Regions from separate parts of the Mus musculus genome. Here region 2 is linked to region 1. A link is a contact called in ENCODE Hi-C data. All regions are on one chromosome and are shown on one strand. The core of a region is the stretch at or near the end of the contact, and the rest is flanking DNA. Distances in the headings are between cores, read along the strand shown. Region 1 holds the start of Zfp189 (zinc finger protein 189). Region 2 holds the start of Smc2os (structural maintenance of chromosomes 2, opposite strand).

Region 1 (3,087 bases), core at 97-2,596:
ATCTGGTTTGTTTATAACAGCAGGAAAAAAATATTTAGGAAAAAATAACCAAGCAGGTTAAAGATCTATACTCTAAAACTCTAAACCATCCATGAAAGAAACAGAAAACACACATATAAATGAAGAGACAGTCCATGTTCAATGACTGTTCCATGTCTGCACTACTTAAATACTTAACTCAAAAAAATCGAATGGCTTTTCCCAAAGACATAAAGAGCAATCTTAAATTACGAATAGCTGCAGCAATCATGAGCAAGAAAAACATGGAAGAAATTATGCTTCAAGATTTAAAATTCTAACACAGAGCTATGATGATTGACAATAAACAAAACAAACAAACAGAACGCAAAAAGGGATGTAAAAAGGTGGGATTGGCCTGACTGCTGAAATCTCTCCTCTATGTGAATATACATCACTACATCCATTTACACCTTAAAGAACGGTTACCTGAAAAATGAACAGTTTATCACCAACTGCCCCCCTTCTCCTATGAGGACAAAGATTTGGTCTAATTAACCACTTTATCTTTAATATTTATCATATAGTAAACACTAAAATATCTGTTGAGTGAAAAAAAAAAGAAATGAACTTGGGACATCTGACACTAACCAGGGAAAGGTTAGAGTTAATACATGGGGTGAGGATTCAAACTTCTAACTTAATACGTTCGTTGTTCTCTGAGGTCCCAGCGGTTAAATTTTCAGGCCCTAAATATTATCTAAGTAATATACATAGATCCCACAGGATGCAGTGAGGAAAACTGTGGATAAGCAGTTAAGTCACGGGGCTTCTGGATCCACCATGTGCGTGCTTCTCTTCAGTGGGCCTCAGTTCCCTCCCGTGTGGAACTAAAGCGTGGGAAAGAGAGTACTGCTGGGTACACACTTAGAGACACGGAAGGCATTTAGAAACTATTTGTTGTATGCATCAGTGAAATCTGGGAAAGCGCACCGTGTTGCCGTTAGAAGCGGTCCTGCCAATCGCAGAAACGTAAGCTTTTAGCTCGGATCCCTACTCCACGCTAACTCCTGAAGGCTCAGGACCAGGGTCCCATCTTAACCCTCTGAACTCGTCCCCTCCGCTTCTGATTACTTACGTGGAACTTAGACCATTGAGAAACACTCAGATTTACCTGGATCGAGACCAAAATTCTCTACGTGTTGCCAAGGGAAGCTTCCACAGCCAGCCTCTTCTTGCTAACCGAGACACGATCAGCGCCGCCATTCTCGACAAGCAACCCAAGAGCGCCAGACGTGCCCGACTCAGCCAATCAGATGAGAGCTTACTTCAGCGGCCCCTGACGTTGCCCAGACCTATGCATTCCGGGAAATGTAGTTCGCTTGCCATTTACGGAAGAAGGCGGTGGCTCGCTCCCTGGGCATGTTGGGAGTTGTAGTTGGAGCGGTTCCGCGAAGGCTCCGGGTAACGCCTTCTGGTCCGGGGGTGGTCGGTAGTAGTGCAGCTTGACTTTGAGGCGGAGGAATTGGCAACAAGGAGGAGATATTACAGGGAGACCCTAAGGCTAGGCAGCGGGACAGAGGACTGGGTTTGGGGTTGGAGGACAGCCAGACAGAACGTCTGATATGCCCCTAGGAACTTGACCGCTCCGAGACAGAGGCAGGACCACACCAGACCCATCCGGTGAGCCCCTTCTCGCCGAGCCTTATTTCCAACAGCCATCTAGGCCTCATCAGAGCCCCAATGTCGTGTGGCTGCTATTCCTGAACGAGGCGATGGCGTCCCCAAGCCCACCGCTGGAGCCAAAGGTGAGTTGCCCTTTCAAGAGATCTCCGTTATTTCGCCACTCCCAAGACAGCAAGGCCGCGCCATCACCTCTTCCCCTGTCCCCCTCCTGGCCATTTCTACAACTCTTAAGAAAGGACCCCAGTCAACTCCTGTGTACCCCTTGCTGCGGGACATACCCCTTGCTGCAAGGTGCTTTTAGTTCACTTACAAACTCCCCAAGGCCCCTTTTTCTTTTTTCCTTTCTTTCTTTTTTTCTTTTTTTCAAGAGTAACTTGATAAATCGGCTGGGGAAAATTAAGACTGCTCCAAGTTAGATCTCATTTATGAGTTTCTCAGGTGAGGCACTTTTTTCTTTCTTTTCTTCTTTTTTTTTTTTAAATCTCGTCTGTCCTCTGCAGCTAGCACAATGTCTGAACTCAAGGTGAGTGTTTAGAAAACCTAATGGAACTGCGTCGAATTGGGTCCCAAGCTGGTGTGGGTAGAAGCTTGGGGCGAACAGTGAGGCCAGGGAACGTTGGGGTGGTCTTAAGGCTGTTAACTAAAAACAGTCGTGGTATTAGTGTGTAATAACGAAAGCAGAGAAGACCTTCAGTTTGGAAGGCGTGGATCTAGACCAGTCCAGATCCTTTTCAGTGTGAGGTGCCATGAATTGAGCACCTTTTGGAACTCTTACTTACCGTGTTCCTCCTAGTGAATGGGAGCATGGTAAAGTGACAATAACTTCTCCCACTTTCAGTGGAGAGACCACTGGAACTGACTACAGAGAGAAAACAATTCCAGCAGTGGCTGACATTTGAGGCTATGGCTATGTTTCTTACTCAGGAGGAGTGGGGTTATCTGGATCCAGCTCCGAGAAGCCTGTATAAAGATGTCATGATGGACAGCTACGGAAAGCTGGTCTCGCTGGGTAAGAATGCACGCTTTTTCTAACTAAAATATCTAATAAGGTACTAACACTTAAACCCAGAATGCGTCAAGCAGTGTAACTGACACCAGCACTATTTTGTCCCAACCTTCTGATTCGGATCTTTCTACAACTCTGGTCTCCCTCGCTTCCTTGTTAGCAAAGGCTGGCTTTGGCAGCTTCAGAATCTCATTCCCAGACGGCTCTGTTGGCTCTGTACTTTCCTTCCCGGTTCATCTTCCCACGGCTCTCCTCCCACCCTCTTTTCACTCTGCCTTCTGGAGCCTGGGCTGCTCATCACACAGTGTTCCTTACCGCTCCGGCCTACACTGAAAGCTGGCACAGAGCCGAGCACACCACTTCTCTGGCAGACCTTCAAGTGGGGGCTGCTCATTCTCCCGGGTCCTCCTTCCTCTTGCTTTGTCTCAGGACTGGGA
Region 2 (3,559 bases), core at 917-3,416, 2.9 Mb after region 1:
AAAAAACAAAACCCAAAACTACTTAGAAAGAAAGAGATTAGCATCACAGAAAAGGTATAGACAATAACGGAGGGGTGATATGAGCAAAGGAGACATACTCTACATATAGAAATATGTCATAATGAAACCTATCATTTTATATAATGAGTACAGCATAATAAAAGAGTACACTTAAATACTTAAGTACCTGTACATTTTTATCCATTTGTCTTAAGGATATCATCTAGCTATTCGTCTATTAAGGTAGCCAACATACTAATGATGTCTGTCTTAATATCTGTCTTAAATTTTTATCCCCCAAGCAAGTAATAAAATTTGTGAAAATCCATGTTAGATTTGTCTAAAAATCAAAATTCCTTATTCATAAAAAAGTGATCAAAGGAATATAGCAGAGCTGAAGGTGAAAATGTATAATTCAACAGAGCCAACATAAATAAGTCAAGTCATTGGAGTTCAAGAGTAGTAGGAATTACACCAGACAAAATATCTTTATTAAAGTGGTGTTAGCTAATTTCACAGACAAATAGGCTGATACCACAGGAAGGCAGGTAGCATACTATTATAGATACTGTACTGTTTCTTTTTTGTTTCTTTGTTTTTCGAGGCAGGGTTTCTCTGTATAGCCCTGGCTGTCCTGGAACTCACTCTGTAGACCAGGATGGCCTCGAACTCAAAAATCCGCCTGCCTCTGCCTCCCAAGTGCTGGGATTAAAGGCGCGCGCCACCACTGCCAGGCAGTCTGGCACTTTTTACTTGAGAACCTGCTGCCAATGCTTGCCTAGGAAGTTCTCAGGTTCAGGAAGGCGATCTTCACTTTCCTCCCTGTCTACCACTGTAAATTTCAGCATGCACAGGACCTGCAGTTCTAAGCCAGTATTGAGAGGGAAAATAGAAACAATCCTCCATCCTAACCCAGAAGCTATATCCAATTGATAACTGCTGCAGAGCAAATCATTTTTCCAGTGATGTCTGGGTGTACAAACCATATTTAAGGGTAGTCCCTCCCGATGCCTAGCAATAGATGGCCAACATAAAACGAACTTAATGGTATTTTTAGAGGGTTTTTGTCTCACACTGCTTTGTCTGAACATTTCCATTTAATATTAAAAATCTTTTGTTTATTATGTATTATGGTTTCTGCTTTTGTTTTTATGTTTTGTGTGTATATCTCTGTGTGAATGTGTCTCATTGTGTCTCTAATGCTCTTTCTTTGGCTTTTTTCCCCCTCCTGTTTATTTGGTCCTTCTGTTTTTAAAATCTTATTTTATCATCATCATTTTAGATGTCTGTTTATATTCTTATGAGAAAGAGAAAAGAAAATGTGTGGATTTGGGTGAGTGTGGAAATGGAGGAGGTTCTAGGAGAGGTTGGGGCGGAGAAAACTAATCGGAATATACGGTAGGAAAAAAAATAAATTTTCAATAAAAAAAACAAAGCTAAGCCCTTCTCTTAGTATTGATGCTTAAATATAAATAATCCCAACACCATTTTTTTTTTAAATTACATAGTTGATGGGGATCAGCTCTAACTAGCAATGTAAAATTAGCAGTTGTAGATAATAAGTTTAGGAGTACACACTCTGTAGTTAGGCAGCCTGGAACAAAAATCTCTCTTCACTTATAAGTCGTTTAACCCAGTGATTCAATAAACTCGTCTGTACAAAAGGAAACACTAGGGTTCCACGTTTGTTGAGGAAATTCTTGACAGCCTTTGAAACACAGCTACCCGATCTACAGAACTCTGTAAATACAAACTGTTATTAAGAAGCTTCAGCAACATTTCGTGAACCGGTACGTCAGCCACTGCTTATCATTAAACAGGTTTTCGGCATAAAAAAAAAAAAAAAAATCTTACAGCCGTTTGCCTAGCATCTTCCACCAAACTCCACATACTGCAGGCCTACAGTCCCCTCCGGAAACTGGAACTGGTTTTGGTTTGTGTTTTCAAAGCCAGTGCCTTTCTCTTCAATTAGTAGAAAATGAAGCCTCAGAGGACTTTTCTCACTAGTGTTGGTTTCCACCCTGTAATATCCTCGAAGGGTCCCGGGACCCCCGGCCCGCCCCCGCCCCGGCCCGCCCCGGCCGCGCCCCGCAGCAAAGAGCGTAGACCGGGAGGGGGCGGAGCCTGCGGACAGAAGCCAAGGCTCCGACCGATAGCCTGAAAGGGCCAGAAAGAGGGCGGGGCCGGCAACGCGCGAGGCCCAGACCTGGAAGAGGTGCTGCCCAGAGCATGCCTGACGCGATGTCAGCACGACCTATCTTCATTTTCGCTTTCCATGTTCAAAACGGTATAGTCTCCTACCTTCCAATATTAAAACTATTATTTATTGTCGCTATGTCGTTTCTGTGTTTTTCCTTAGGGCAAAAGAGGAAGCGCTTCAGTCAGGCAGATACTAGGCACCAACAGAGCGCAGACGCCTCGGAGTTGGGGTCCTTTGCTCGCGCCGAAATTCAAAGGAACAGTTCCGGCACGGTTGTTGGCTGCAGCGGATGCGGTGCCCGGGATGGTGGCGTTCGCCCGGTAGCGCCTGAGTACAGGTCGGGTGGCCTCACTGTCCACTTTCGCGTCGGGTTGGAACTTTGCTGGTTCCCCTGGCCAGCCGCTTTGTGGCGGGTGCGTAGTGCTGCTCTTGGCCCGGCCTGGTGTCCAGGCGGGAGATGAGGCACAGGGGTGGGCAAGATTCTCAAGGAGGGACTTGAAGCGAGAATTAGAGATGTTGACTGTTGTTCATCCGTAAGGTGAATCGAGAAAGGCTTGGGCAAGCGAGAGAACACGGAATTTTAAAACGAGGCAGTAGAATGGATTCACTTCGCCCTTAAGGTTCACTAACTACCCGGGTTCTGAGAGTCGAGTGTAAACAGAGTTAAGGTCGTATGTAGGCAAAAAAGCACAACGGGACCGAGAATGAGTTGGAAAGACGGTGCCGACTGATGTCATCTTTTACTGCTGTGGAGGAAAAAGGAAGGAGAGGATGGGTGTGCGTGCTATTAGGGAGATCCATGAAGGACTCCTGTAAGATGTATGCTAAGTGGTGTGCAGTAAAGAGTATTCAGTCCAGTGTCGTCTGTGGCAAGGATAATGAAATGGGAAATAATTAGTAGTCTCTGTTAACTACAGTATTGTAGTGCAACACGAACCTAGGAAAGTGGACAGTAATGATAAAGATGATTTTTAGGTTAAATGGTTTAACTTACCGGCATTGGCTAACGGTTGGATGTTTTAAAATCTGAGCCAGCTGTTTTTAGGAGAAAAAGTAGTTTGGCAGGTGTATTTTTTCTTTTCTTTTCTTTTCTTTTTTTTTTTTTTTTTTTTTACTTTACGTTATTGTGTATCCTGTCGTATTTACTATGATTTGAGGGTTTTTAACATTCTACATAAATGATCTTATTTCTGTTTTATACAGACGTGACTTGTAGCTTGTTGCCTAACAGGCTTACTAACCCAAGACAGTTTAGAAAATGTATGTTAAATCAATCATTCTCGAAGGATTCAAGTCCTATGCACAGAGGACTGAAGTCAATGGTTTTGACCCCCTCTTCAATGCGATCACTGGTTTAAA

The links. A loop is a pair of places that touch in the nucleus more often than their neighbours do.
Region 2: a map of T-helper 1 cell shows a loop between it and region 1 (6-fold over the local background). The contact joins the promoter of Smc2os here to the promoter of Zfp189 in region 1. A Hi-C loop is called at or near these places in 2 of 37 maps with a recorded cell type or tissue (T-helper 1 cell and T-helper 17 cell).

What each region holds. Positions count from the first base shown.
Region 1 is chr4:49,519,830-49,522,916 of GRCm38, forward strand. It overlaps Zfp189 (zinc finger protein 189), which reads left to right and starts at 1,347. Exons shown (of 3, transcript NM_145547.3): 1 at 1,347-1,766; 2 at 2,569-2,653. The coding sequence starts at 1,734. It overlaps Mrpl50 (mitochondrial ribosomal protein L50), which reads right to left and starts at 1,254. Exons shown (of 2, transcript NM_178603.4): 1 at 1,133-1,254. The coding sequence starts at 1,224.
Region 2 is chr4:52,436,798-52,440,356 of GRCm38, forward strand. It overlaps Smc2os (structural maintenance of chromosomes 2, opposite strand), which reads right to left and starts at 2,167. Exons shown (of 2, transcript NR_045175.1): 1 at 1,855-2,167. It overlaps Smc2 (structural maintenance of chromosomes 2), which reads left to right and starts at 2,424. Exons shown (of 25, transcript NM_001301412.1): 1 at 2,424-2,613; 2 at 3,404-3,559. The coding sequence starts at 3,459.